Regions from separate parts of the Homo sapiens genome. Here region 2 is linked to region 1. The links are chromatin loops, found by intact Hi-C in ENCODE. Cell type or tissue: thyroid gland. All regions are shown on one strand. Each heading gives the region's core, and the rest is flanking DNA. Links, peaks and the distances in the headings are about the cores only. Region 1 overlaps LOC107984782 (a long non-coding RNA gene). Region 2 holds the start of LOC124903501 (a long non-coding RNA gene).

The links. A loop is a pair of places that touch in the nucleus more often than their neighbours do. Peaks named below come from ENCODE experiments on the same cell type or tissue, not always from the same donor. Only the 100,000 strongest peaks of a DNase experiment are listed, where the experiment ranks them.
Region 2: a loop joins it to region 1, with 2.3 times the contacts of the local background. A loop is called at or near these places in 2 of 110 quality-filtered maps.

Annotation. Positions count from the first base shown.
Region 1 is chr15:61,631,775-61,647,849 of GRCh38, reverse strand. LOC107984782 (a long non-coding RNA gene) reads left to right here. Exons shown (of 4, transcript XR_001751569.2): 2 at 12,361-12,435. Among named protein-coding and RNA genes, the nearest start is that of LINC02349, 90 kb to the left of the region's middle. RefSeq lists an enhancer at 6,568-7,196. In thyroid gland, for the core only: no CTCF peak of the experiment used is centred there; a DNase peak (open chromatin) is centred at 8,149.
Region 2 is chr15:61,819,187-61,835,261 of GRCh38, reverse strand. It overlaps LOC124903501 (a long non-coding RNA gene), which reads right to left and starts at 567. Exons shown (of 3, transcript XR_007064668.1): 1 at 485-567. RefSeq lists enhancers at 2,919-3,783, 3,784-4,649, 6,649-7,148, 7,149-7,650. In thyroid gland, for the core only: no CTCF peak of the experiment used is centred there; no DNase peak of the experiment used is centred there.

The DNA of each region.
Region 1 (16,075 bases), core at 5,184-10,183:
AAAGATACTGTTTACGTATGTCGTCTCAGGCTGTGGGAAATGCCATCCCTGTGTTCCCCTTGACCAACTCCTAATTCAGAAGGTTTTGTTCTAAGCATCCTGTAAGAGTTCGAGTAAGCTTAATTTACATGGCCATAAGCCATAAAACACAGTTTCTTTTTGGATAGGTTTCATTTACTGACTTGCAGGATAGATGACTCATAAATAAATTGCTCCTTTTCCTTGTCGATTTCTGTCCCTATCTTTGGGAATGCATGGTTGCTTTAAATATCTGCAAAGAAAAGAAATTGGATTCTGTGTTAGTGGCACTGCTGGTTCTCTTTCTTTCTCTCTCTCTCTCTGGCACATTCTGAATATTTTACCCTTTTTCCCAGCATGGAAATCTTTATAGTCCTAATAGAATTATTTCTTGTATGGTTCTTTATGCAAAATGACATTATTAATATTAAAATGATAAATATTGTGACTCCTGAACTGATGTGTTTTGATCACACTTTAACTGTGGCAAAACACTTTTTTAAGATCCTTTCAAATGTTGTTATAACCTTATACTCACATGCCTACACAGATATGGGTCATATGTGCTGACATTTAAAAAGATGAAACCCAGCTAATTCTCCCACAATAGTCTTTGATATAAATTACAAGGGAACAACAAATTGTTTTGCCTCTGATGAATGTAGGGTAGGTATTTTTCAAAAGAAATGTTAATCTTTCCTTTTCAAGAGGAAAGTCTTAAAATGGATTTTTGGACCTTGGCTCACAAAGCTGAATTTTTATATTAACCTGGCCTTAACCATGCCAGACAGAGTCTGTCTCGGTCCTCAGGAGACAGAGCCATGCACAGTACTTGCTGCACCGTCGCAGTCTGATGAAATAAAATGAGCATAGGGCCAGGGATCAGGAGGCACAATTGCTGACACCAGCTTAGTTACTAAGAGATGCGCTGAATGACTGGGGCAAGTTCCTTCCCCCAGCGCCTCCGTTTCCCCCATCTGCACAATGAAGGACTGGAATTAGGTGGTTATTAAAGACTCTCTGGCACTAACATTTCATGATTCTATGGCTCTTGATAATGGCCATGTGTGAAGTCCACAGAGGCCTCCTTCTTAAATGCTTAATGTAGAATTAATACTTTATCACTTTTTCAATTACCAGCCTCTCTAGCTTTTCTTTGGAAGGAGCAAGAAAAAAATGAAGTACAAGAAACGGTAGGTCTTGTTATACCTGAAAATATTAATAATATAAAAATATCCCTTATACTGCATGTTGGTGAAAAACATAGGTATCTCTACAGAGCGAGGTCCTTTGCTATTTCTAACCTTTAACTCACAAGCGAAGTATTAATTGTCCCATTTTACAATGAAGAAACTGAATTTCAGAGATGTAAACTCACTTCCCCAAACTTGTGATGCCACTAGAGAGAAAAACCCTGGTGTACAGAGCTCTATACTTGAGCTTGGCTGCTGTCTCCACAGCCAGCCTGCCCTAATATCTGTGGGGATTAGGGCAAGAGAGTAAATGGACACCATTTATCTAAATATTTCTAAGTCAACCTTCATGTTTTCCCCATAGGAGCCTTCTTTACAAGGTGCACATATGTGCCATTGTCATACTCTACTCCTCAGAGTCCAGGTTGGTAGCGGCATTCCCTGCCCTCTCATCTAGCTCATGTGAGTTACTTGAGCTCTCCTTCATCGGCCTTTGGTGAGCTGGAAGACTGGGCATTTCATAGCTTCATGTAACCACAGCTGCTGACTAACGACCCACATGTCTTTAGCTCTTATATTAGTTTCCTGTGGCTGCCGCAACAAATGACCATCTACTGGGTGGCTTAAAACAATAGGAATTTATTCTCTCACAATTGTGGAGTTCAGAAGTGCAAAACCAAGATGTTGGCAGGGCTTCCTCCAAAGGCTCTAAGGGTGAATCCTTATTTGCCTCTTCCAGCTTCTGGTAGCTCCAGGAGTTGCTTGGCTTGGGGATGCATGTCTCCAGTCTCTGCCTCTGTCTTCATGTGGCCTTCTCACTGTATATCTGAGTGGCAAATCTCCCTCTGCCTTTCTTTTATAAGGATACCTGTCATTGGATTTAGAGCCTAAGTCTAGGAGGATCTCATCTCAAGATCCTAAACAAAGAGTCCAGCAAAGACTCTTTTTCCAGAGAAGGTCACATTTGTAGGTTCTGGCAAATAGGTTATGGACATATCTTTTGGGGACCACCATTTAACCCACTACAGTCCTGGATGCCACCAGCTGGGCTCAGCCAGGGCTAGGAAGATCACTGGATGTGCACAGGCATAGATGAAACCAAAAGAAACATGGGAAATAACTACAGCATGCAGAGAAGGAGCAGGACATGAACTTGGGGAAGGAAGGGAACATTTACTGGGGAGAGCTGCAGCAGTTGGCGCACCAGGGCCCAGGGCTGTGGCAGGAAAGCCTAAATACATTTCAACAGCCAAACTGCATTACGTTTCTACTCTGTGAGGTCCTATGGGAGAAGTCAAGACATTTGAGCCGGTGCTGAGGCCCATGGTTTGCAGATTGATGACAGGAATAGCAAAGAAGAAGGAACCCTTTTGTGATAGTAACTCAGGTGGTCCCAGGATGCAAACCAGGTTGGGACCTTGGTAACATCACAATGGTGAAGGCTGGCAGGAAGCCATGTTGCAGTGAGATGGTGGCTGAAGAAATGGTTTCAAATCCAAAAGACAGCTCAGCAAAGGATAGAGCAATGAACACTAAGCAAGGGAGGCCAAATATTAGATTAATCATTGATAAATGCTATCATTAGTAATATTAAAAGGTACCATTGACCAGGTGTTTACTGTGTATCAGGAGCTTCTGTGCTAAACATTTTTACTGAGATCAATTTATTTAATGCTCACAACAGCCTATGAGGTAGGCGTTATTTTTTAGGGAAAATTTGAGACTTGGAAACGTTCGAGAACTTACCTAAATCCCACAGCCACTGGGGGGCAGGGCTAGTATTCAAAATCTGGATTACATGAGTTTAGTGTTTCTTTGTTTAGTCCTTGACTGAGCAAATGGGTGGAGATCTGCCCATATCTGGCAGGGGCCAGCCAGTGCCTAGGAGTACAAGGGGATGCTGAGTCAGTCCCTGGGAGGAGAGAAATAAAAAACTAGGGCCTCCATCAAGCACACTGGAGTTCACAATGGAGCCTCAAGCTGGGGACTAGTCAAGGAAACCAGCCAGACCAGTTGGCGGGGACAGAGGCAGGAGGCTGGTCCTGCAGACTCAGCTATGGGCTAGCCCTGGAGATGGCAGGGGCTGTGTGTAGGGGCTTTCACACCCCAGAGCTTGCTCCTTGTTCATGGAATAATGGTGAAAGTAAGGCAGGCATTCTTGCAAAGGAAGCAGCTTGATGATTGGGTGCGAGGAGACTGTCTCTCTACTAGGAACTTCCTAAAGCAGGGTGTGGGCTATTTTGGTTCTTCCTGCTTCCAATTAAGATCAGCTCAGGAGCAGATTGGAGGCAAGGGAATGGGCTAGGGGGATGGGCCTCAGTGCCCCCAGCCCTGAGAAAGTAGAGAGGAAGTGAGGTGGCAGCTGACAGGCACAAGTCTATGTGCATGTGTGTGTCCATCAAGAGATGGAGGGAGACGGGGGACTTGACTCTTTTTTTTTTTTTTTTTTTTTTGATAACTCAGTTACGGGCAGGGGACTCTGATTGCAGTTTCTCATAAGTTTGCCTCTGGCTTTCACATCCTACCATCTCAGAGTCTTTGTCTTTCCTGTGTAAAAAGTTAAGGCCTGTACAAGTTCAGAGAATTTCTCAAAATGAACTTATTAACACATTAGTTGTATAAATAAGTATTTTAATTTTTGTGGTGCACATTAAAGTTGGGGGATAGGAGACTGTCAGAATTCTTAATCGTCATGAAATATGCTCTTAATAATGAATCTTATTAAATCTAAATGAAATGCCTGTATGAGGCCCTATTTTAGTATTTTCTGAACTCACTGCAGCTTTTTTATCTCAAACAGCAACCAGAGTCATTCTAAATCATCATCAAATTAACTATTTATGTTCCCTTTCACAAACGTTCCCTTTCTCCCCCTTCTGCCTCTCCACCAACCTCTGCACAAATCTCATGTTTTATGAAGAAATAATCAGCTCTTGCAGCTCAGCGGTGGGCATTCTTTGTGCGCTGGAAGGGAGATCCAGTCACGGGGCAGAGTGATCCCCTGAAGTTCCAGAAGTGCAGGGGAAGTATCTCCTCAGAGGCGGCTATTCCTGAATGAGAAGTCCTCGGCATCAGGGGGCAAGAGAGTATGCCCACTGGAGCGCAGCCTTTGCAGAGAGACATCTGATTGCTCCCTTAGTCAGCTTCTTTTGGCAGAAGGCCAGTGACAAGGTAACGCCTCATCTCCATTCCCTTCAGATGTGATTTGGAGGAAAGAAGCCGACCAGCTTTTCAAGACCTTTTCTGTTTTGCCTTTTGGAAGCATAGCGGAAATTTGCCAATGCAGAGATCTAAGTTGGCCAAAACCATGGTGGCAGATACAATGCAATGTCACTTCAAAGTCTGGAGAAGATCATGAAAGAGTTCCATCCACGATCTTCTAAGATGCAGGGAAGAAGAAAACTCAGAGATTCAGAGGTGACACCTTCTATGTATGGACAAATTCCCCCTCCCTTTACTTTGGGACAGTAAGTTGGATTTTTACCAGAAGAAAAGGAAAGAGAGAATGAAGTAGTGTGCTATGAGAGCATACAGAGCACAGGTTTCTTATCCTAAGATGACTATCATCTTGCCCTAGCCCCTGCAGGAGGCTGGCACCATCCTGGGAGCCCCGTGCCATGGATAGGGAAATGGAAGAGATCTGCCCAGCTTCATTCAGCCTTTGCCACCCTCCCTTCCCTCCATTCATCAGGACAGCCTGGGCCAGGAGCCTCCTTTTCTTCAGCCCTTCTGCCTTCTGTTGTTACTCTGTTCTCTTTCCAAGGGTGGAGCTGAAGCTGGACCTTTGGTCAGGGCCATCACTTTCAGATCCATTAGCGGCAAATGGTATAGGGGCCAGCTAGATATGAAAAAGCTTTACATTTTTCTATGGAAACATCATTTAGCAGTAAGCACAATGGACACCAAAGCTCACCTACTTGAAAAAGGGGATATTCTCCCAGGAGTAGGCAGAAGGAGGGAGTTAGAGAAAGTCTGAACACCACCATCCCTGTTGCATCCCACATGGGTAACTTAATTAAGGCCAGGGGTAGCGAAGCCACTTTTCCAAAGTGACATAGCTGTTAGCACAGAATCTAAACCATTTGGCATAGCTCCTGGTTCTGAACATGGTATCTCTATGACCTTATGGGAAACGATTTCCTCTTCTTCCTCCTCAGTCCAGCCTTTACTAATAGCTCCTCAATACATCTGGGCTCTGTTTTGGCATCTGAGCCACGGGGGGCATCTTGGGGTGTGGAAGGAGCTTCCACTGTGATGGCTGATCTGGGCTTGAATCCCACATCTGCCACTCACTAACGAGTGGCCTTGGTCAAATGAGATAATCTTTCTGGGTCTTAGTTTTCTTATCTTTAAAATGGAGGTAATAACATCTTCCTCATCAAATTAAATGAGAAAATGCATGTGAAATTCCTGACCCATGATAGGTGCTCAGTAAATGCTACTTCTTTCTTTCCTTCCACAAGAATGAATGTAATCAATTTACGAACAGGATTCTGGACTGTGTTTGGCATCATTTACATGCTGCCATTACACAAACAAAGATGTTTGAGCCTGGAGTTGGCACTACTTTGTTGTAAACTGAAGTTGTCATTAAACTGAAATGAACACAGTATGTCAAGTTCAGCTATTTTTACATCAGGGAGAAAAACGCATGTCACTTAAGGACATAGCACCCATCACAAGGAGCTGGGAAGGCACATTTGTGAACATTGACATGAGGCAAACCAGGGGCTTTTCGTAAGTTCAGCTGTGCCCTGTGAATGTGATGGTTTCTGTTCTCTGTCGTGGCTCAGATGGGCCGAAGCCCAAAACAACATGGTGGCATACCCTCTGCGGGCCTTGCAGGTGGCCAGTTGCCAGAATATACCTGAGTCCTGGTTCTTCTCAGTCTCACATCTGGGATCCTCACATCTGAGCAACCTCATAGACTAAGTTTCTCCTAATCATTCAGTCTTTCATCAGACATTTACAAATATCCGCTTTAATCCTAAGCCCAGGGGATACAACAATGATCATAGGGCACTGAATAACCAAAATGTTTACAAAGTAATATTGCACTTAAATGATAGAAAGTTACATTGAAATAGGTAAAATAACCAAGCAACAATCGAAAACAATTGCATGTCAGCAAATCAGGAAATGGCTTTCAAAAATGGCCATTTAGAAGGGAGAACTAGGTTTTGCTGCAATCACCTATGCAGCAATGGAAAAAGAATTGGATTGCAACTTGGGGTAGCTAGGTTTAAATCCCAACTTTTGGTTCTGGATAAGTACTTTGTTTGAGCCCCAGTTTCCTCCTGTGTAAAACTGGAACTATAAATACTTTCCTTATGGTATTTTCATTAAAAAGATTAAAGTCAGTAAGGTTCTTGGAAACACCTAGTACAGGGCCTGATACATAACAAGTGCTTGGTGAACGGAGGCTGAAACTGAATTTGGAGAGGCTGCAGAGAGGGTCAGAAGCTTCAAACAAATCTCACATCAGATAAGGTTCAGGCAGCATGACTTAGAGCAGATGGCTCTTCAATTATCCAAATTAAATTGGATGAAAAATTCACCCTGGAGATTTTTAGGTGAATTTCAATCCTGTGTCTCCTTTTCAGTATTTTAGCTCCTTCACTTGCCCACCCACTGTGTAGAGTTGTTTTTCCTTTAATTTACTCAACATTTGCCTCTTTCAAACTCCAAGGGGAACTCTTTTGTTCTTGTGGGCCTAAACTCTTTATTGACAAAGGAATTAGGAAGTCTGTGGGCCAGGGAAGTGAATCTACTTTGAAGCTTCATAATTAGTATCTGCCTCAAATAGCTTCTTCTAGTGCCTATTTAAAACAGAAACCAACTTATCCTCAACTCCCTTGATTTCCCTCCTGCCCTTTGCCCCTTCTGTAAAACAATGGTTATTTACTTTAATTGATACCAGAAAGTCACAGAATCATAGGATTAAAATAGGCTGGGAAAATGACAGTAAGTGATGGTCAGGACCCGGCAGGGTCTGGTGTCCTGGGACTCCTTGTCTCGTGCTCTCCTTCCTCACTCAGTCTCTGCTCCATGTTCAGGTGCCCACTTAGTCTTACCCCCACCCCACCCTCCCCAGCCCCTCCCTGTCTTGGACACATGCCCCATTCACTTACAGCCGATACGAGGAGCCCATCTAAAATATATTCTGCAAAAATAGGATCAGTGCATCTCCATTTCCCCTGAGTGAACTTACCAAAACCTATGATTGTTTTATTGCCTTCTTCTCATTGCCATTGATACTGTCATTCTTAAAAAAACCTTCTGCAATTACATAGCAAAGTTTGCTTTTCAAGGCACTTTTATATACATTATTCCAGTTGATCCCCAGAAAACCTTCTGCAGTAGGTGTGGTATGATTATCTGCGTTTTACAGATGTGATAAAAGCACAGACTTCCCTCAGCTCACACAGCAAGGCCAAGATGGAGCACCCACATCTCTCATGGCTGGCCAGGACTCTGCACTACACCTCTCTCTAGGCACCAGAGATGTTTAGGGAAACTCAAACACCAGCTCTTGCCATCGTTTTCTGAAATTCCTCTTTAGCTAATTCCACCACCCCCATACACACTTGCAGGCCTCTTTCTTCCAGGAATGATTATGCAGAAAATGGGAACAGACAGTGATAGATGGACTTTTCCATTTTCTGCTAACGTGGCTATCAAGTCAGAGCCCATTTTAATGAATGTCCATTAAGGTCAAATTTGGAAAGCAGGTATTAAGAGTCATTGCCGCTAATTACACCCTGAGAGCTCTATTTGTATTTTCAAATTGGATAAAAAGGTTAGTAAAATGGAACGTTACAGCACAGGCTGACTCCCGGCTTGCTCTCCAAGTTTTCGGAAATGATCGGCTGCCCAGACTTGCTAAGAAATAATGTTCTGTCTTATTCTTGCCTCGTGCCTCACAGGTGAGCCAGCGCCATGAGGAGTGGCTGCCTCTTGAATCCTGTCAGTCTCCGGCAGATCCGATTACATCTGGGACCCTTAAGAGTACTTGAAGCAAACGGCGCTGGTCTATTTTAATCCTGCTCCTTCTAGAAACTAGAAACTGTAAGGAGAGTCTTCCTGCTGACAGGTGGCTCCATAAAAGTCGTCCATCTGCTGCTAATTATGGCAGAAAGAAAATTCACAGAGCCGAGTTTTCAGTTTATTTGCTAAAGATCTCCAAAGGTGTAACTGTCTTCCCAGATCACAAGGCCATTCACAGCGTTACATCTATAGCGCTTGTTAATTATTTAAATAATTTACAACTCGGGGTGGCAGCGAGCATTTAACAGAAGTCTGGCTGGGTGAGGATGGGTTTGATGGTTGATCATGGCAGAGGAGGAGAATCTGTTTTCACAGCTCACAGAATCTAGACTTGTGGGGTTTTGTTGTTCTCCTTACCATTCTTTCCAAGGGAAACTCAAAAAAGGGTCAGAATTTGGAATATTTTGGACTTGATTGCTTTGATTCCCAAACTTCAGTTCATCTCCCTCTCCTCTTCATGGTTTCATCTATAAAATGGGTACAATCTCTCAACTGTTTAACTCAGAAGGCTTTTGTGATCTTGGAATAGGATAATTTATTAAAAAGTGTCATGTATAGCATAATATATAAAGAATTTTAGACCCATGAAATAGATAGAAATGAGTAAATCTGATAGGTCAGATGATAAAATAATTTAATAATAAAAGACAGATATTTTTCCCTTCCCTGTAGTTTTCTTTTCCTTCTCCCATCTAGATACCAGTAGAATTTAAAAGTTGCTTCCTTATTTTTGTTCTTATAGAATTATATGTATATATATTTCTCTTTTTCTGCAACAATAGTCTTACATTATAGTTTAGTCATGGGTTTATGGATCCATCTCCCTCTGCTAGACTGGGAATGACTTGAGGATGGGAACAATATCTTATTCATAGTTATGTTCCCAGTACCTAGCAGGGCCTGAAACATCGCAGATGTTCAATATATGTTAAATTGAAGAGCCTTGACATTAAGCAAATGAAACAAAGGTGATTTTACTTTATGATGAAGTTATATTCAATATTAACCTTAATTAGTGGCACTAAATCTGTCAAATTCAATCATTTTTGACATATTTGATGATTTTTCTGCCGGTGCTAGAAATACTATAAAATCCATTTTAAAAGACGTATAGCTCCAAGTTGGGTGTGATAAACTGGAACCCTCCTGATCTGTTCTCTAGGTTCTGTCCTTGGGCATTACACAGAACCTTACATAAGACTCTGGTTTTCAGGTATAAAATGAAGGTAGGATGGGGTTACACAGAACCTGATGTAAGACTCTTGTTTTCAGGTATAAAATGAAGGTAGGATGGGGTTAACCACATGACTTAAGTTACATCAAATACTCTGATGGCTATAACGTGGAAGTCAGAAATTGGTCCCTAGTTGAATGATTTGCAGAGAATATACCAAAAATACAGAAATCAAATGAAGTCATTGCACATGAAAATGGTAGAACAGTGAGGCAATGGTGAGGTCAAAGGCTAGGGTCCATGTCATGAGGCAAAAGCAGTGCTAGGTCACCCCTGACTCCATCTGGCCCATTTTTTGACATTATATTTGGATGTCCTTTTACCTAGATTATATTGTTGGAATATAATTCATATGGTTTTCTATATATTCAAGTTCTCATAGAAGGGAGGTTAGGAAAATAAGTTTTGATAAAAATGACATAAAACAGCCCAAAACAATGAAGAAGTCTAAAAAAGTGGCTAGAAAAGAATTGGCTGGGATAGTGAAAAGATTTTTATTGCAAAATGTCCTATTAGATAAATCTGGTTGCATTTGCTGTTGATTTTATTTTTAAAATGTTTCATTCTGCCACTGTTCTTTGCAGACTTTCTACTTCTGGTTTTTCAATGTTGCTCTATTCTTTGAAATGTTACATGCATATGGAAGCTGCAAAGTGGGCACTAGATTGGAATAGGCCTCTCAAACCCTGCCATTGTTTGAATCTCAGTTTTGAACTAATTGCCTAACTGACTTTGCCTTGAATACCTCCTGTTCTGGTCTTACCAGCTTCTTACTTGTGACCCAATCCCTTGAAGCTGAGCTTCACTTGGTCTCATTTCTCTGTGCATTTCTTGGTTGCTTTCCTTGATCTCTCCCTCTAAATAGATCTATTTTCTAGATCTCTCTCAGCAAGCTGTCAAGCCTGCTGGGTAACCTCTTCTGGCCTGGCTTGGCCTTTGAAAGCATCACTTCTCTCCTGGTCCTTCTGGCCCCTTGAATATGACTTAGCAAGAAACTAGGTGGATAAGCCTCATGTTATGGGAACTTTTAGTTACAACCAGACTTCAGTGAGTCTTCCTCCAATCTCTCTCACTTTTCACAATTTTTCCATTCTCCATTGTACTGTTGCATAAGTTCCCATGGCAGGATTTTCCAAAATCTGGTTGTGCTCAAAGCCTTATATATTTGATTGAAAGAAACATTGCCATAGCTCTTTCTTCCTCCTTTTCCTATAGCTAATTGTAAGACTTGAGGAAAATGAAAAGGGGCTCCTACTTGGGAAAGAGCTGGAGAATTTTTGACTCATAATCTGTATAACATGAACTAATGTATATTATACATTGTTGTATGATATTCCTTATTGACATTGTCTCTCTAAATATATGGCTGATTCCTTAGAAGGTAAATACTTCTCTCTTGTCTCTCTCTCTCAAGTTTAACACCATGCCTGCACATACTGTAGGATTATTAAGTATTTTTTTCTTTAAAAATTTTTTTTTAAATTTCAATAGCTTTTGGGGTACAAGTGGTTTTTGGTTACATGGATGAATTGTATAGTGGTGAAGTCTGAGATTTTAGTGTACCCATCACCCAAGTAGTATACATAGTATCCAATGTATAGTTTTTTGATCACTTACCACCTCCCTTCTGAGTCCCCAAAGTCCATTATGTCACTTGTATGTGTTTGCATACTCATAGCTTAGCTCCCACTTATAAGTGACAATATGTGGTATTTGGTTTTCCATTCCTGAGTTACTTCACTTAGAATAATGGCCTCCAGCTCCATCCAAGTTGCTGCAAAATACATTATTTCATTCTGTTTTACAGCTGAGTAGTTTTCCATGGTGTATATTTAACACATTTTCTTTATTCACTCATTGGTTGATGGGCACTAGGTTGGTTCCATATCTTTGCACTTGTAAACTGTGCTGCAATAAACACATGTGTGCAGGTGTCTTTTTGATATAATGGCTTCTTTTCCTTTGGGTAGATACCCAGTAGTGGGATTGCTGGATTGAATGGTAGATCTACTTTCAGTTCTTATGCAGTGCACAAGTGCTCCCTCTTCACCACATCCACCTTCACGTCTATTGTTTTTTGACTTTTTAATAATGTCCCTTTTTGCAGGAATAAGGTGGTATCTCATTGTGGTTTTAATTTGCATTTCCCTGATGATTAGTGATATTGAGCATTTTGTCATATGTTTGTTGGCCATTTGTAAATCTTCTTTTAAGAAATGTCTATCCATGTCATTTGTCCACTTTTGATGGGATTTTTTTTTCTTGCTGATTTGTTTAAGTTACTCGTATATTCTGGATGTCAGTGTAAGATCATTAAGTGTTAACTATAAAAGTCACCATAGTGTGTCCACTAACTCACACTTGAGTGTTATTGTTACCGCCAAATGGCTGCCGAGAATCATATATTCTTATCTCTTCATTTCGTAAAGATGAGATACCTTTGTAAATCAAGGCCAGTGAGGTTATACTTTTGTTTTTCAAGAAGAATTATTAGTGAGAGTATGCCAATAACCCTAATATGGTATAATGATGTCCTATGTCATCCTGAATAAATAAACAATTATTTGGGGGTGATTTTGTACTTTAGCAAAGGTTTTTTCTGTGATTAAGTGAAGTATATATGCAAAATATTTTTGGCAATTATATTCTCAACACTCCAGTGTGTGGCTTGATGTTTTGAGAAAATACCTTCATTGTTACTACTCTGTGGAGCTTTTGCCAAGGTACATTTTGCTTTGCTAGTGTAGAAATGGCCTTTCTGTGGCCACTAACGATTTCTTGGCAATCCTGAATCAAAATGTCCTTGCCAGAACCTAATTTAGGGAATTGCATCTTTTTCCCACTAATTAACTCCATTGTTTCAATTAGGAAAGAACTATTCCTTCCAGCCCAGAACACTGTCTCTGAACAGCAAGATGGCTTTGAAACGCTTTCACAACGAAGGTAAGGATTTGTTGTACTAAGCTCACCCAGCATCTCTTGGGGCCACATTTTCAAGATGGCTGACCCTGTTTTTTGAGGGTCAGTAAGTTGGAATCAGAGGGTTATATAGAGTTGGAAGTTATATCAAAAGAATGCAGGGGAAGCTAAAATGATTCTTATTGTTCCCATTCTATGGATGAAGTCTCCCTGAAGTCAAGTATCCAGGCTCATCACAGTTAGAAAGTGGAAGAATCAAGATTAGAGCATAGGTCTCGTCTCTCCTTGGATAGGCAGACTAGTTCTGACTGGCTCAAGTGAATGTCACATCATTGAAATTGATCTCCTTAGAAGTGTAGTAACTAGCTGAGTTAATCAGTCATAAATTCTAAGAGCCATATCAGCCACTTGACTCTCATGGTACATGGCTGAAGTGATACTTTTCACCTAGAGTAGAGAGCATAGTCAGCAGTCTCTGATCTTTGGCTAGGAAATCTAAAATTACTTCCTCTCCATTAATGCAAATTATTATAATTAACATCAGTGATGTATTTAATTGCTATTTGTAAAAACTACTTTCTATCTGCATTAAGGTTTGAAAAATAGCTATAAATATTTTGGTGGCTTGTGACAGTAAATTAATTGCAGTACTGACTTAAGAATGATTTAAAACCTTGTTAATCTATTGGCTCATTTTTCCAAGTGACTTTGCCCCTTTAGCCAGAAAAAGAGAAGTTACCAAAGATACCTTTGCCTTTGACAGATGTTTCTTATTTGTTATCCCTGTATTGGATATTTTAATGTTCAGAGAGAATGGTAGAATGTAAAAGATGCTTATTTGGCCTTTCAGAAGAGGCTCTAAGAGCTGATGGGAGGAGGAATAATATTAACTTACCCTTTCCTATTCTCATAAGAGTTCTTCTCTCATGTCACCCATGGAGTGTTAACTGAGTATAAGACACGGGATCCAGGGTCAGACACATGTTCCTTTCAGCTCAAAATATGCCCTAACAGCAGCTTCAAGATTGTCAATGCTAACATCAAGAGGATAGGAACAGAAATCAAACAACCTCTCATACATCTTTAGTCTATATTATCCAGCTCTTAATTTACAGGGTATCATCTCAGCTAGTATGTCATTTTGAATCAATAAGTTCCCTGTTTTGATTCCTAGCTGTGTGAAGAAATATTGCCCTTTATTTATTTGCTCTGAATCTACACTTATAAAAACTCCATGTACTGTTCTTTATCCTGATGTCACTGGTTTAATTAGGCAAGAATGGGAACTATGCAAAGGCACCTGGCTGACGGTCCAGCCAGCGCTGAAGGTAGTCATCATGAGAACACCATGTCCAGGGTATTGTTTTCTATTGTTCCAAAATTGCTGGTCTTTGGCGCACTGAGAATTGAAGCAAATGTTCCCCTCCCAATATTGTATTTTGTCACCGGCATCCAACTAGCATTACTAATACTCAAATCCTCATTCTTACTCAGTATTTCCTTCCTAATGATGTCTAGTATTTGGCTGATTTTTTTTGTAGCTGTTCATTGACAAATTTTTTTTGTAATAATGATTTCAAAGTCCATAATTTGCCATATTTTTCTTATATATTAGGAGAAGATCTTCCTATTTAAGATTTATAGATTAAGCACTGTTTAAAAGATTGGACTATAATGTAAGAACCTTGTATTAGTCAGTTCTCACACTGCTGTGAAGAAATATCCAAGACTGGGTAATTTATAACAGAAAGAGGTTTAATTGACTCACAGTTCCACATTGCTAGGGAAGCCTCAGGAAACTTACAATCATGGTGGAAGGCAAAGGAGAAGCAGACACCTTCTTCACAGGGCAGCAGGATGGAGTGAGTGCAAGCAGGGGAAATGCCAGATGCTGATAAAGCCATCAGATCTTGTGAGACTCACTCATTATCACAAGAATAGTATGGGGGAGACTGCCTCCATGATCCAATTACTTCCACCTGGTCCCACCCTTGACATGTGGGGATTATTACGATTCAAGGTGAGATTTGGGTAGGGACACAGCAAAACCATATCAAACCTTGAGGGCAAGGAATAGTTGACTTCATAATTTTATACCTAATGGTACCTAAAATAGTACCTAAAATATGGTAGATACATGACCCAAATTCTCTAAATTAAAAGAAATGACTATGGCCGTTTGTGGTTATCAACATATTATCTAATGGTGAGATCAATTTTGGATGGAGAGATTCAACTCCGGAAAAGATGCTGACACATAGTAGTGAAAGATGATGTCATTTGTAACTTCAGTGGGTGGTTCCTTATTTCATTCATTTAATAAATATTGATTGAATCCCTATTATGTTCTAGGCATTGAGCTAAGTTGAAGGAAACTAGAATGTAGTTTGAAATTCCTTTGGGATCAATCAATTACATTTTTAAAATGAATTTTAATTATTATGTCTCAACAGAGGTATAATTTACACAGAATAAAGTATATAAATGTAAAATGTACAGCTAAAGTTTTTACATTTATGTCCCCATATAACTACTACCAGATCAAGTTATATGATATTTTCATCACCCCAGAAAGTTCCTCCATGGGCTTTTCTGTTAATTACCTCTTCTATGTAAATAAGCATATTCTAATTTATACCAGCATATATTAGTTTTCTGTTCATCAATTTTTATAAAAGAAATCATACAGCATATGCTTTTTTGTATGTTTGCTTTATTTTACCGAATATACTCTTTTAGAGATTAATCCATGTTGCATGTGTAAGTAGTTTTTTTTAAAGTTAGTAGTTATATTTCCAGAATTATATTATTTAAAATGGTATTAAGAGGACTCTAGGAAATGGCAGTGTCAAGGCAATAGTTTTTAAATCTCTGGAAACACCCATTAAAAAAAGTCAGAGTAGGATAACAAAGCCAAAACACCATGTACGGTATCCACAACAAAACCAAGTGAAAAGATGTCCCTACAAATGCCAAGCATTGAGCCATACTAACCAGACTACTATAGTAAGGAGGAGGCAGAGGGGTAAAAGAGGTACTTCTGATGTACTGACTAACAATCCCAAACTGACAACAGACAGTCACTTGAAAGCTCAGCAAGCCAATCTAAGGAGAGCAGTCAAATCTGGGTGGGAGCTTAGCCGACTAGAATTCCCGGGTAAGACTGATGTAGCCAGAGATGTCTGGGACCTCTGTACTCTTGATACTAATCATCCAAATCTCCCTTCAAGATGATTTCACCAGGAAGGAGAAACTTCTGTGAGCAGAATCCAAATTAGTTAGGTTAGGGAAAATAGGGGCAAAGAAAGGAGAAGGAGGGAAAAAGGAAAATGAGCAGAGCCAGTGGATCTCAGGAAGTATGAGAGTATATGTTTTCAAAAACGCTTGAGAACAACAGAAAAGAGAGCTCTACAGAATATAGCATGAAATCTATCCTGGTTCATCTTTCCTTTCTAGCAAAGAAAAACCTGTTTCACTTAAAATGAGCAACAGAAAATGATTGCAGGCAAATCCCACATAAAGTCACTATAAGGGGGAAAAAAAAAAACCAGGACCAACACAATATTCATATAGACAATCAAAGAAATCAGAAGATTATGTTTACAAAATAGATGAAAATTATAAACTAATATTTCAGAAGAGATGAAAAATAATATGAAATAAT
Region 2 (16,075 bases), core at 7,194-12,193, 190 kb before region 1:
CTGTGTCACAGAGCCCCCGGGCCTCCCTGCCCTGGCCAGAGTAACTCCTGCACTGGCACTCTGTGGCTGAGGGGGGTTACTGTCGGCTCAAAATGCCAGTGAGCAGGTCACTGGTTCATGGTTTGTCGGTGGCCCGCTCTCAGCGTGCACTGTAACCCCCAAGTTGAGCAGGGGGGTGTGATATGTCTGGTCCACCTAACCGGCACCTACCCCATTCTGTTTCCTCCTAGCTCTGTGTTTAAGGACCTCGTTTTGTGCAACCTGCCCCTCTGTGAATGTCTTCTGACACCGTGGAACATTCGATGAGAATAACCCGGAGCCACATTCCCACCGCACTTTAAAAGCCTTACAGGGTGCTTTTGCACACGGGATGCCCCTACAACCGTAAGGCAGGGGCAGGAAGAATGACCCTCGCCCCTCACGTCACAGATCAGAACAGAAAGGCTCAGAGCAAGTAAGTCCTGCAATTAGGACTCGAACTCACATCAGATTCAGCAGGGGTTGCTCGTACTTCCTCAGGTCTTTGCAGCAGCAGGAATTTGGGTTTGACTTTAGAGAAAACCTTCTGAGCCCCTGACCTTCAAACACATGGGTGCGTTTTAGGAGATTGTGACGCTGCCTTCAGATACTCTTCATAAAACGGCAGCGACGTGTGTTCCCTGAATGGGTTGAAGGGCGTCCTTCCTTGAGGCAGGAGGATGAACTGGATAAACCTGGGGGTGATTTCTAACCACACTGTTTTGGAGAACAAAGCACCCAGAAATAGATGAATCGGTCCCTTTAAACAGAAGAACACTTGTGTACAATTGTATGGAAAGCAGGCAATTTCCAGTTCAGTTAAGAACTACTGTAGGGCCTTTGAAGAGGTGCTCCTAAAAGGTGCTATGATGGATTTAAAAATTGTGTGCGGCTTGTGAGCTCATTGTTCCAGAGCCCGGCCTCTGTCCCGCGGGAAGCGTGCAGTTCTCTCGCTGGCCACAGGGTGGCGGAGTGACTTAAGCTTCGTGCCTCTTTCAATCTCGGGACAGAAAGCTCAGCTTCTGCCAAAGTGAGCAAAATGGAGCATCCAAGAGTTTGTTTAGAGTGGTGTGGACTTCATGTTTGTGAAAACTCTAAATGTCAGTGCTGGGAGGTGGTGAGGAAAGGGGATACTGGATTCTGAAGTAGAGGGGGCTTTTCCAAGGAGCATTGAGTGGCCAAAGTCAAATCCACCCATAGGGCCAGGCATGGTGGCATGCGCCTGTAGTACTAGCACTCTGGGAGGCTGAGGCAGGAGGATCACTTAAGGACAGGAGGCTGAGGCTGCAGTGAGCCGAGTTCGCGCCACTGCACTCCAGCCTGGGTGACAGCGCAAGACCCTGTCTCTTAAAGCAAAGAAATGATCACGATGACCTCATTAGCTGGCAGATGCTGAGTGAGCTCTGTCCCTTGGAGGCTCACCTTTGGAAACTGCAAAACCACTGCCACTTCCCCCATCTCTATCTGAATTTCCTTTTATAGATTGTTGGTCCTCATTTTTTTGCTCTTTTTTTTTTTTAATAAAAGGAGTGGTTTAAGTGTTTGTATACATTTTGGAGGAAATAATGTCTGATGAGGCAATGGTTCATTATTGAACCCCATATTTGGATATATGTTTCTAATGTGCATGCTGTATTTAGGGTTATGGTGAGAGAAAAGATTTAAATTTGGGAATAGTTTGGACCTTCTTGGGTGTGCATGCGCTGCACGGGCACACACACACACACGCACAAAGACAACACAGCTAGACCTGAAGGAGTGTGTGAGCCATGGTTAGAGACACTGAGGACCTTACCAAGTTCCCGGGTTAGGTAGAAAGGGTAGGATCCAGGATAGATCCCACTGTTGCCCATGTAGAAGCTCTGGGCTCTCATCTCTTACACTTCTGCCTAAACCCTTGGCGCCGCCGTATAAAGACAGTAGAAGTTTAAATGGCATAGTGAGATTAGCAGAAGGAAGGTTGAATTGCAACATGGGTACAGTTTTGAAGCACATCTTGGGGGATAGAAAAGCCTGTAATATTTTTTGTAGAAGTAATTAATATTCACTTTCTCAAACTTGAGATCATAGACTTGTGTGGTATGTGTGTGCCTGCAAGTGTCTGCGTATGAGACACACACAAAAAACACACACCATGAAATTGCTGATAATGCTTCAGAACAGAGTGCCCATCTTTAAATTTTTTCTTCCTTCAATATTTGCTTTTTCATCGACATTGATGACATTCATTTATTAATCTTTCCTAGACATTTATAGATCACCTACTGTGTGCCAGGCAATTAAGATGAAACAGAGTCATGCTGATGTTTAGAAAAAGACAGATCCCTGGGAATCCATTCTTTTTTGATAGGGAAAAGCAGGGCTCTACATTTGGCTGAGAATGTGGCTCCAGGATAGGCAGGCTGGGTTTGAAACCCAGCCCAGGCTCTTCCTATTATTCAGCTTCCTCCTCCTAAAATACGGATAATAGTATTACCCACATCAACACATTGTCGTCAGAACTAAATGAACTAACATAATGGGCTCTCCACAGTACACCCAGAAAGAAATCAAGAAACATGTAGCTCAAGGAATATATTATTCCTCTTTCTTTATCAACCAAAGCGTTCCATAATCCTCTTCTAACAAATATCTATCACGTGCTCATAGACCAGTTACTGTAGGGAATAAAGATGAGCTGGACAGTTGTTTCTGCTCAGGGAGCTGGGAAGAGCTGGGAGACATGTCACTGTGGCCACCAGGGAAGGGGTAGGTGGTGACAAAGCTCAGAGGTGAACCTGTGGCTCTGGGTCTACGAAGATGAGGGAGACGTGGCTGTGGCCTCCGGCTCAGATCGGGCTGCCTGGCTGGGAGCACTGTTCACCTGAGATACAGCTCCTAGGTCTTTTTAGAAACTGCAATCCAATACCTGAAGGACGGCATGACCTTCAGAGACACAGAAGGACTGTGCCTCTGTCAAGAGGATTCTAGGGCATAGGGCAGTTGTCTTTAGAGCTGACCTGAGCCCTCATTTGTAGGAGCTCCCTGAGCTGTGGAGGCCTGTGTCATTCTTCGGGGCCTGGTGATTAAGACAGGTCCATGCTGGTGCCTAGGGGTGCAAAGGAGGCCTGCCCAGGTACTATCTGCTCATCGTAGCTGGGGCTTCCTGGAGCTGTGCCTTACCCCAGGTTCTTGCCGCTTGATTGATGAAGGTGTGTGGAGGGGAAACTGTATTTATTAATAGCTCCCCAAGCCTCGAGTTCCCTGGGGGAGGATGAGTGAACGCTGGACTCTCGGCAGAGGTGGGGCAGTGCCCCAGGGGAGGCTCTGAAAGACTGAAAGCCAAGACCACTAGGGATTGATGCTGCCCCGTGCCCCACCCCAGGGCCAGTGGACCTTGTGGGTCACACAGACAGGGGCTGCGCTCTGTTCGCAGTGCCCAGCTTGTGCCCTCCACAACGGGGCACCCTGTAAGCATCTGCTGGGAGAGAGATGGAGAGAGTGAGGGCGAGTGCCCACGCCTCCACCCTGGGAGAGGCAGTGTGATGCCGAGAAGAGGAGGAGCAGCGCAAGAAACCTGAGACCGTTCTCTGTTCCTTTGTTAGCCAGGCCACCCTGAGCAGATTAGTTTACCTCTCTGGGCCTTGATTGAGAAATCTGTAACGGAAGGAGGAAAACCACTGCTGCTGCCTCCCTTGCTGGGCTCTGCCAGTGTTAGTGGCTGCAGCTGGTGTGTCTGGGACCTGGTAGTGTGTGCAGACAGCCTGCTCCGTGGGCTCAGTCCAGTGCCAGCTCTGTCCAGTAGCTCCCAAGTCGTCCCTTTCCTGCCCCTGTCACCGAGCCTCTCCCCTCAGGTGAGGAGCAACTGGCAGTGTGGACAGATTATCCGTCCTCACCACGGGGCCATGACGTTACCTTTCAGGAATGAAGTCCACTTGGGTTTTGAAATCAGTGGGCTCTGACCTTGCAGGCCTTCTTCCTCAGTCTCCTATTCCCGGTGGGGCCCAGCGGCTGCCCCACACTGGGGTCCCTGTGGGGTGCCACACTTTCCTGACACCTTTCCCTTCACACAAACCACAGCTTCCTTAGTTTCCGCGAGGTGGCCATCTAGCTGGTTGGGCAACATAGGCAATGTGGGTGGAAATACCTCAGGGGTGTCCCTACCCCCACCACCTCCAAACCGAAGTGCACTCCCGCAGTGCCCCATGGCAGGGCCAAGAGGGCCACGACTCCTCCTGCTTCCTTGTGCTGCTCAAAGCTTTGCCTTGGCCTTGGCTGCCTGTGGTTCACTCTCAGTGTTCTCCATTGGAGCTCCAGGTGAGGACACTCACAGCGTCCCCTCCCCACAGTGTCCCCTCAGCCTGCGCTGGTGCCCACCTCCCTGCAGAGTCAGATGACACGGGGAGATGCCTCCTGTTCCAGGCCCTGGCTGGGGCCAGGGCTGCAGTGATGACTGAGATGTGGTCGCTGACTTCCTGGAGCTTCCAGGCTAATTGGGGCAGTCAGATGGGTTTTAGATCTAGGCCTCATTGGTTCTCTGGATCCCTTGGCTGAGTGACAGCAACCATCCCTGGCATTTCTCAAATCTGCAGATGCCTGGCTGCTCTTCATTCCCATCAACAAGTATTTATCAGGCACTTCCTGGGTTTTGGGTGCTGGGCTGGAGGCTCCTTGTGTCTGTCCTGCAGCATGTGAGAGGCTCTGCTGCTTCAGGACGGCTGGACTTGCATCTGCGGGATGCACCTGTCCACTTATTTCGATGCTCTCATAGTCATAACTAGGACCATTCCAGATGCAGCGGAGAGAAGTTAATTTACCACTTACCGTGGGTGACTGAGGGCCCCGGGGCCTAATTAACACTGGGTTTCTTCTTTTTGCTGTTTCTTTGTGACACGTTCTCCCATTTTCCATCTTCTTCACATTGGTTTCTCTAGCTTCCTGCCTCTTCTGAACCTTTTATTTTTTAATCTTTCTTCTTGAATGATTTCCTGTATCCTCCATCCTCCTTCCTGTGCATAGCGGGAGAAAGAGGAGTCCAGGCCAGGGTGGGGCACATTCATTGGTAATGGGTGAAGATTCTGCTTGACTTGGAAATCCACACATAGAAGGGGTGGGACCTAAGACAAAACACACGTTGCCATATGTAGCCCCACCAGGATTTTTTTCAGGTTAACTATGAAGAAGAAAATCAAATTCAACAAATATTTGCATTACCTCTCCTCCCTCCACAGTGGCCAGCTTTGCTATGAAAACACAGTTGTCTGACCTATCTCACCTACATGCAGCTTTTCAGTCCTCCCTTTAAAGTGTTTTAAATGTAGCTTTTTTGATAGATAATATGTGTGCATGGCCCGAACTCGAACAGGTCCAAGGGTACACAGGGGAGAGTGCTTCCTCCTGATCAGCTCTTTCTTGATGCAGGTGGCATGACCAAGAGCTCAGCATTGACAGGTGAGGTGGAGTCTGGCCCTCCTGGATGGCGGGAGCTGGGTCACAATGGTGGCTGGGCAGGAGGAGGCATTCTGGCTGATGGTGGCAGGCTTCATGGACCGACCGCAGGCACAGAGGCTCTGGTCATGCTTGGCAGCAGCTCGGGGCCATTGCCGTGTATCTTTTCCCTGCTTCCTCCCTACGCCCTACCCCCCTGCTGTGGGCGGTGACCTGTCCTCACTGTAGCCTGTGAGCTCTCTGCCCCTGGGTGCAGGGCTGGGATGCCAAGGAGATGGGCAGGATTTTCTCCCAAAAGTGTCCAACCAAGTTCTGGCATTAGTACTAAGAGGGGGCTCGGCAGGTTGAAGACAATGATTTGTTATTGTTATTGTTTAATATTCATTAAGCGCCTGTAATGTGTTGGATGACATTGAGAAAGATTTGTGGCTGGTGAAATTAAACTGAGCTCAGAACTGGCCTGGTGCCTCGAGGTCCCTGGCGGGCCAAATTCTGGTTTATTCTGTTTGTCCACAAGAATGACCTCACAAACCAGGAATGAGAAGCCCCCACCAACAAAGGCCTGCTGATAATTCTCCTTAGAAAAGGCATTGATTCTCATCTCTTCTCCCACCTTGGGTTAAAGAGTGGACAATAATGCTGTTGCCTTCAAGAATGAGACAGCCAGAGAGGGAAGGTGACCTGAAAAGGTGACAAAGCAATCAGTGCAAACTACATCCTTGGGCCAAATCTATGACATCAGCAAAGCTGGGCTTCAGTCCTTCCCTCCCTTTTCCCCTGGTCAGGGTGCTCCTCCCTAAGACAGGAGGCTCCTCATCCTTGCTCCCCTTTCAAGACCACTTGCTGGGCACCCACCATTTACTCATTCATACTAAAGAGTAACTGGCCGATAGCTAACATTCTGATATTCTCGGTACACATCATGCATTGTGCTAGGTGTTTTTACCTCTATTATTTCACTGAATTCTCCCACAGCCCTTGATGGTAAATGCTGTCATTCGCCACATTTACTTAAGGTAATTTACTTAATAGATAGCAGGAGCCAAGGTGCTTGGTCTCCACCCTAGAGCATTATATTTACCACACCTGGGCTAGTTTACCCTTTAACAAAGCAGAACGTGGCCAGGCACAGTGGCTCACCCCTGTAATCCCAGCACTTTGGGAGGCCAAGTCTGGAGGATCACTTGAGCCCAGGAGTTCAAGGTCAGCCTGGGCAACATGGTGAGACCCCCCGCCATCTCTACATTAAAAAAAAAAAAAATAGCTGAGTGTATTCCCAGCTACTTGGGAGGTTGAAGTGGGAGGATTTCATGGGCCCAGGAGGTCGAGGCTTTAGTGAGCTTTGGTGGCGCCCCTGCGAAGCACTGCAGCTTTAGGCCCTGCGTTCATTCCTGGCCAAACATTTGAATCACCTGGGGGCTTTTAAAGGCTGCTAATGCTGGAGCTCCTCTCTTGAGATTTGGATTTAAATGGTCTGGTGGGAGAGGGGAACCAGCGTTGCTATGTTTGAAACACTTACCAGGTGATTCTAATGGGAACCTGGGGCTGAGAACCCCGGCTAAGCAGGAAGACCAGCAGGGGGCCCGTGCACTCTGAGCACCGGGAAGAGGTGAGGGATTCACCGGGAAAGATGGCCGCCCGGGCTGGAGGCACAGGGCGGCAGCTGTGACTGTGCTTACTAAAGAAAGCTGGTCTTCACCCCTGGGAGGTGGCGCATATGTGCTTCCAAATGGGAGGCCGGATGTGGCTGGGCCAGCTGATATTTTGGAGCCCAAGGACCGATCGCCAAGGCCACGTCCTCAGGGTGGCCTTCAGAGGGATCTATTTCAGGAGGGACCCAGAAAGTCGGGACTACTGTGACCCTTGCGTTTTTTCCCCACCAGTGTTGGCTGGCTTGACTGGAGGAGATGCTTTTGAAGGGCTCTGAGGTGCCTGGGAGGGGCCCTGGAAGCCAAGCCAGGAGGGGAGTTTTGGGGAGGCGGGAGTGGGGGAGGGTGCAAGAACAAGGCACAGGAGAGACCAGGGAAAGATAATTGGAGCCCTTGGAACTGAGCTCCCAGCGACAGCCTCTGCCCATAGCGTGGAGAACGTTAAGTCCAGCTCCCTGGAGGCAGAATTCATCTCTGCGGTTTCCCTTCCAGAGCATGTGGCCGGCATCTCCACTAAGACGAATCACAGCAGGGCAGGTTAGTTCTTCACCAGTGTCCTCATTTGCATCGTAAGGAGACCTTGAGGTTTGAGAATGTGTTTTGTTCATCTTCATATCGTTTCTCCCCCGAAACACTGCTTAGCAAACAGCCAGACACATAGCAGGTACCCACAAGGGTGACCAGCTGTCTGGGTTTGCATGAAGCTGAGAAGGTTCCTGGGATGTAAAACTTTCAGTGCTAAAATGGGGGAATGTCTTGGACAAACTGGGACAAGTTGGTTACCTTAGTGCCCAGGGAAACCTCAGAAGCAAGAGCCCAAAATGGTGGGTGGTTGGTTGGCTTCACTGGGGCCCCAAAGCTGCCATGGATAGTGTTGGCATAGCCTTTCTGGGGGCGGCTGTCACCCTAAAGGGTATCCCTGGCATGGCATAAGGACCCTGCCACAGTCATTGACCCCATTAGTTGTTTCCATTTCTTTGGATACACAGGAAATAAACACCAGCTGAAGGGATGTGTACCATATGGGTGGTGGGGGAGGGAGAAGGGGAGTGAAGTCCTAAGTCATAAAGTCTTCATGGGAAGGTGGGAAATTCACCTCTGCTTCCAACTAAGAAGAGAAAAATGTTTGGAAAACAAGAGCTGGCTTCAAGAATGGGACACAAGGGGAATTGTCCAGGGCACAGCACACCGTAATGGTCAAGATAATTGCTACTGTCTTTTGATCATTTGTTTTGTGCCAGGTATTGTAGTAAGTTTTTTTTTTTTTAACACATTTGTTGAAAAATAGAGAAAACCACAAAAAACCTGAAAGTGTTCCATAGTCCCACCACTATTCTGGGGTGGTGGGGTAGCAGTCTGGGGGGCATCCTTCCTGACTTTCTCCCACCTGAAGTGGGTGGATCTGTGTCTATACGGGTATGTCTTTACAAATGCAATCAGTCTGTACATTTTGGTCTGTAATGGATTTTTTTTTAAAAAATGTGTATAAACATTCTTCCTTCCAGATCATTGGATACTGATCTTCTTTGTTCTTTTAACTTCTGCGTAGCATGCCATATGATTGCAACATATTTTTTCCTACCCATCCCTTATTGGTAATTTACTCAGATATTATTATTTTCATTTTGTTATTGCAACACCTCATTAAACCTTTTTTACATATCATTATGCATGTGTACAAATGTTCTGTTGAATATTTCCTTAGAAGTGTCTGAATCAGAATTCATCCACATTTTTACTTTGTAAATATTGCAAAACTGACACCCAGAAAGGTAGTGGCAATTTATTTTTCCAACTCCTTTTCTCTACACTCATGCCATTACTAGGTGTTATCATTTTTTTTTTTTTTTTTGCTGGACCTTTCAATGAAAAGTTGTATTTTGTTGTTTCACTGTGCATCTCACTAACCATCTTTTTGATACGAAGTTGAGCATCTTTTCATCTATTTACTGGCCATTTGAATTACCTCTTCTGTTCATATCTTCTGCCTGGTTTTCCTCTAAAGTACTAATAGTTTTCTTATAAATGTATTAGAGTTCTTTTTGTGTAAGAGATACACTTTGAACCTTATAGCCTGTTATTCTTTTTTACTTTTCCAAATAAGGTTTTAATTTTAAAATCTTTTAAAATCTGTGAAGTCATTTCAGTTTTTTCTCCCTTAGGAAGACCTTCCTTATAATGTTATAAAACTGTTCTCGAATGCAGTCTAAAATTTTATGCTTTTTAGGAATGCTTAGTTTTTTTTAATCCATCACAAGACGGTATCATTTTTTTTCTTTCAGAGGGATATCCCATTTTCCCAAGACTTAAGCTGCCACCTTTATCATTTATTAAATTCCCACATAGACTCACATATTTTTCTCCCCTCTTGCCTTTTCCACTGATCTTTTTGTTTATTACAGTGTCATTATTGCTTTGATTAGTGCAGCTGTTGGCTACATTTGCCTTTTAAAAGAATGTTTCACTATCACTTGTCTTGTTGGTCAAAAATTTCTTGACAATCCTGCAAAATTTTATTAAGGATTGCAACATCCTTGTTAAATTCTTTGCCCATCCTTTTACTTTTAAATTAGTGGCGACAGGGAAAATCTGTAGGACCTTAGAGATACCAGTAAATAGAGATTGAGCAACAAAGTGAAAAAAAATCTAACAAAGGAGAAACATGTATTCTATAGGTGTTGCCGAGTGGTAGCCTGGGCAGATTTTATCACAGGGGAAGTTAACACACAGAAAGCCCCCATCTTTTGCTTACCTTCTTTATTCACCTTTAGGCCTGAAAAGACATATTTTGGAGAACATGTATTGACTGTTCCAGCTGTGAGCATGCTTCCTGCCCTCCCTCCAGGCTGCCCAGCAGTGCCGCTGCTGCAAATCCAGGTGAGCTAGAGGTGCTCAGAGACAGAAGGGGCCACCTTGCATGGGAAAAATGAGTTTCTAGCTGCTGAAGGTGTTCAAACCTCCTGATGGAGTTTTCTCAGAGAAGATGGGGTCCCAGGGTCTGATGATCTGTGCTAACCCTGAAATTCTCTGATTCTGGGACTCAGGAATTGAATATATTAATGGGAAGGTGATATGGTTTGGTTCTGTCCCCACCCAAATCTCATCTTGAATTGTACCTCCCATAATTCCCACATGTTGTAGGAGGGACTCGGTGGGAGATAATTGAATCATGGGAGCAGTTCCCCCAATACTGTTCTTGTGGTAGTGAATAAGTCTCACAAGAACTGATGGTTTTATAAGGGGGTTTCCGTTTTGCTTGGCTGTCATTCTCTTTTGCCTGCCACCGTATAAGACATGACTTTGCAACTCCCTCACCTTCTGCCATGATTTCAAGGCCTCCCCAGCCACGTGGAACTGTGAGTCAATTAAGCCTCTTTCCTGTATAAATCACCCAGTCTTGGGTATGTCTTTATTAGCAGCGTGAGAACAGACGAATACAAAAGGAAGAACATATAATGCATTTAACAGCAGCAGTAGAAGTGGAAATCATAGAAGGGAGACGGGAGTCTATCAAGTTTTCACTGGAATGCAAATCTCAACCTGAAGAGAAGGACTGTGTGGGGAGAGCAGTGGCAGTGCTATTTTAGGAGTGGATGGATAATACTTTTTAAAGGCAGAATACAAAACTGGCATGAGGCAAGATCCAGGAGTAAAGGAAGACTTCAACCATCTGGTCATCAGCTGGAGTCTCAGGCTGCTAAAAACATAAATTCTTGTTTGGCCTTGCTGACAATTTTATGTCCAAAAGTTGAGGAGAAGAAGCAAAGAGAAAAACTGGTCATTGGGACCAGAAAGAATTTATGTGTGGGTAGGAAAAGACAAAGATCCCAGAAGAAAGTGGCCTTCATCTTAGAATCTAAGAAGGAAGCAAGCTGAGAATGAAGTGAGGCATGTTATTTACACTGGAGGAAAAGCAAGTCGAAACAAGGCAAGAGAGGGGGTAGTAATTCTTACCTTTCAAAGTCTTCAAAGTTTATATGAGTTACAAGGACAGTAGACTCTACAATGCCATTGTTTGTGTTTCATCAATGACCCAAAAGAAAGAGATAAAGAAGGCTCTTAAAAAACTAGCATAGCCCTGCAAAAGATGGGAGGAGGAGTGGGTTAGTCAGGGTTCTCCAAGGAAACACACCAATAGGATGCACATATAAACACACATTTTAAGGAGTTGGCTCACATGATTGTGGGGGCTGACAAGTCTGAAATCCATGGGACAGGCCTTCAGGTTGGAGATGCAGATAAGAGTTGCTGTTGCAATCTTCTGTTCAGATTCCACAGGGCAGTAGGCTGTAAACTCTGGCAGAGATTCTGTGTTGCAGTCTTGGGGAGAGTGCCTTTACCTCGGAGAACCTTGTTTTTGTTCTTAAGGCCTTCAGTGGATTGGACGAGGCCCATTCACATTGTGGTGGGTCATCTGCTCTACTCAAAGTCTACTGATTTAAATGTTAATCTCATGTAAAGAATACCTTCACAGCAACATCTGGACCAGGGTTTGAGCAAGCAATTGCGCACCCTTGCCTAGCCGAGTTGACACACAAAATTAATTCTCAAAAGGAGCATGTGGCCAAAGGCAAATACAAGAACATGGTGATCATGAAAGATGAGTCCCAGGAAGGCTGGGAAAGCTGAGAAATGGCTGAAGAGTCATCTAAAGACCGTGGTGGGGACGCTGAAAAATTAGTGTGCAGTAGATGTATGGTGGCTTAGTTTGTTTGAGCTGTTATAACAAAATACCATAGACTTGGTGGTTTATAAACAACAGAAAATTATTTCTCACAGTTCTGGAGGCTGGAAAGTCCAAGATCAAGGCACTGACAAATTTGGTGTCTGGTGATGCCCTTCCTGGTTTATAGATGGCGGTCTTCTGTCTGTGTCCTCACGTGGTGGAAGAGGCCGGGAGCTTGCTCGAGCCTCTTTCTTCAGGACACTAATCCCACTTAAGAAGGCATAGCCCTCATGACCTCATTGCTTCCCAAAGGCCCCACTTCCAAACACCATCATGTTGGAGAATATGTTTTCACATATGAATTTTGGGGAGACACAAACATTCAGATCGTCGCAGATGGGGTGTTCAGTAGAGTAGGGTCAGATCACTTGTCTTTCCTCTTTACTGATCAAGGAGATGTGTCTCTAACCTGGGCTATGTAAAACATAAGCATATTAAAGAGATGTGAAGCTGAAGATAAGAAGAGAGCCCCCAAGCACCTTTAAATCTACAAGCCTATGGGCTGAGACCACTTTCAGCTCAGGGCACTGAAAATTCCTGGAGATGTGACCACTGAACCCCTGTCTGAAATTTTAGAACACGGAAAGCCAGAGGGGGGTCAGAGCACTGCAGACTAGCTATTTGGCTTTTCATAAAAGGAACATACTGCATATAAGGCCCTAGTCAATTTTTAGAAGAAATTGCAAGCCAGTGGTAGCATTTAGAAATAAAGGGTTGCAGTGAGAGAGCCAGCCTGGGGTAAAGGATTTAAAATGTTCTGTGCACCTGTGCCTTGGGTGCCTCATCCCAACCCTGGGCCCAGCCTTGCCTGCCTTCACCATATCATCCACACTTGCAAGTGAGCAGAGTCAGAGGGTAAGGGGCGTGCCCAAGATCCCACAGCTGGAAATAAAAGAACTCAGGTCATTAGCAGATCTCGTGCTCTTTCTTTTACTGTACAGCAGGGGTTGTCAAACAATGGCTGTAGGCTGAATCTGGCCCACCAGCTGTTTTTGTAGGTTCTGTGAGCTAAGAATGGTTTTTTACATTTTTAAATGGTTAGGGGAAAAAAAAACACAAAAAGGGATTTCTATTTTGTGACCTGTGAAAATGATATAAAATTCAAATTTCAGTGTCCATCAATAAAGTTTTATTGGAACACAGCCATACCCACTAGTTTATATATTGTCTGTGGCTCCTTTTCTGCTAGAATGGTAGACTAGACACCATGACAGAGACCCTCTGATTTTCAAAGCCTAAAATATTTTATCTACCCCTTATAGAAGAAGTTGGCTGACCCCTTCTCTTTAGCCCTTGGCCAGTTCTTCTCGGGCTCCTATGTTAACAGCTACCAGAAAAAGATAATGAGGACATGTCAGAACCTGGGAATGAAGGGTATGAGAACCATTTTTCATATTGGCATGGCTTGAATTAGGTAATTCCATGGAGCATGGGAAAAGAAGGGGAGACAGGACAAGGCGGGATGCTGAAAGATCCTGGAATTTCATTTAATTCCATTCAGTCTGTTAAATGGTGGGTCTGGCTTTCAGCAGGGCATTTGCAAAGACTCTCATGATATCCCTGACCTACTAGAGAAAATGTGGATTTGATGACAACAATTAGATGTATGTGTCGTGGGCCAATCAACTTGTACCCATAGGATTTGATTAATGAATTACTGGCAACCTTGGGTCTCTAGTAATACACTGTAGGGCCATATTTTTGAGCCTGCCCTGTCTAACATTGACATTGAATGTTTGTATAAAGGCACAGAGAGCATGCTTATCTACTCCAAAGTGAAATAAGGCCAGGAGCATTAGCAGTTCAAGTCAGAAGACCTGGGAGTTTCATATTAACAAGAAGATTATAAACCAAGAGTGTGAGATGATGGAAAATCAAATCCATTCCTAAGACAGAAGAGCAGTATAGTGCTGAGATCAAAAGAAATGACAGGACTTGCATTGCATTGGATAGATGTGCTGGGAGCACCGTCTCTTGTCCTAGGCTTCAAATCTTAAGAGAGAACTTTGAAAGAGAGATGGCTACGGAGAAGCTTGGCCAGGGTAATTCTAAGTCTGAGAATATCACATCAGAAATAGGAGAAGGCATCAGGGATATTGGGCTTGGGGAAGAGAACTGAAATATGGCATTGTCTTGGTTGGGCTCTCCAGAAACAGACTCTGGGACAAGGATTGGGTCCACGTGCTTTATTTGAGAAGTAAAGAGAACACGGGAAGAGGGTGGGGAAGGGATCCAGGGCAGGGAAGCAGCTAGTAAAGGGTGTGTTATCCAGCCAGCTCCCACTGTGATGAACTGGGGCTTCACACTGCAGAGAAACTCTGGGAGGTGGTATAGAGCGTGCTTCTCAGTCATCCCATTCAAGGCATGAGGACTGGGACATTTGTATGTCGACACCCACCCTCATTGACTAAGGGCTATGCCCAGGGGTCTTTCCAAGGCTTCTGAGGGAGCCTAGACACAGAGATGAGGACACTGTAGTGGGAAGGCTATATCATATGGATAGGATACTAATCCATGTGCTACAGGCACCTGTCCCCAGGTATTGGAAGAGCTGTAATATGGAAGTAAACCTTGGGTGAGGAGAAATGAGCCTTTTCTAACTTTTGTGGCTCCATGAATTGATGGCTTCACAAGGTGATGTGAATTCTAGCAGCAGAGCCTGAGGGGCCAGATCTCGGATATGCCATGGGGAGATTCTGGCTTCGAGGGAAATGTTGAAAAGGATGGCATGCCATCCCTTTCCAGGCCAAGATGCTCCAATTTTATGAATGAAATTCTCCTGGGATATAGAGGTAGTGAGTGGAAAGCTTGGTGGTGAAGGTGAGTATCCAGAGGAGGAAGGCCACCACTGGTCATCCCCAGCCCACGAACCATACCACGTACCCCATCTAACCTCAGTGGAGGCCAGCCCTGGATAAGTGACAGGGGCTGCCAGCCAATTCTAGTCCAGGACTTTGATCCCCGGACTCCCAGCATTAGCATCGCTGAGCAAAATTGAAGGGCACTTAAAATAAAGCCTGGGTTCAAAAACATCCCCTTGGGCAAAAACATCAATGCAAGACATTGCGGATCCTGCTTGTTCACCAGCCCAGCAGCCCCACAGCTTCGTTGCAGAGGCCTTTAGGCTCTGTGGCTCTGTGCCCCCTTTGAGCCTTCCCTCCCAGACCCTCCGTGCGGGAGCTCAGCAGCTCACGACAGAGGCAGCTCATTATTTTGCTGCAGTTGACTTGAAATCTGAAATCAATCGGGTATCAAATATTCAGTCCTCGGTTTGATACTGTTTTTCAAAGGTGTAATAACGTTCAGAAATGACACCGCATTTCCTAATTATGAAATTCTGTCGTTGCCGTTCAGTCTAGAATGACTTGGCTGCAGGGTTTTTTCTTTTCTTTTTTTTTTAAGGTTTAGCATACAGTACGATTATTTTAAAATTGCTTTGGAAGAATGTATTTCATCAGCAAACTACGAGCATGCTTATTACTGAAGTTTGGAGGCAATTTGAGAGGAAGGATAAATTAGCACAGACTCTGGGGGCCTCAAAGCGTGCCCTCCCTCATCCTCCCTGCTCCCTCTCCCCGGAGCTCAGGAAACCTTTCACTCTCGGTGCCTCTACAACTCCTGCCTGCTTCACACACGTCCACCAGTCAAGGTCATTAATGATTTGGGGATGGGGAAGGGCTGATGGGGAAATTCCTGCTTCCCATGAGAACCACGGCACTGCTGAGAGGAAGGATGGAGAAGGGGCAAGAAGTTAACCCAAGAGCTCCCTACAAATCCGGGATCCTGAAAGCCGGTGTGAAGAAGAGCTGCTGTAGATAGCAGAGCCTGCGGGAAACCAAAGGCTTTGCTTGCTCGGGGACACAGATGCCTTCGCGAGAAGTGGGACTGTCGAGTGAGCTGCCAACACTTAAACAGTGGTCAGATGCTGGGTGTGGTGGCTCATGCCTGTAATCTCAGCACTTTGGGAGGCAGAGGCGGAGGATCACTTGAGGTCAGGAGTTTGAGACTAGCCTGGGCAACATAGTGAGACCCCATCTCTACACAAAATTTAAAAATTAGCCAGGCATGGTGGCATGCACCTGTGGTACCAACTACTTGGGAGGCTGAGGCAGGAGGATTGCTTGAGCCTGGGAGGTCGAGGCTTCAGTGAGCCATGACGGTGTCATTGCACTCCAGCCTGGGTGACAGAGTGAGACCCTGTTTCAAAAAAAAAAAAAATCATAGAGGGTGGTTTATAAACAATAGAAATTTATTT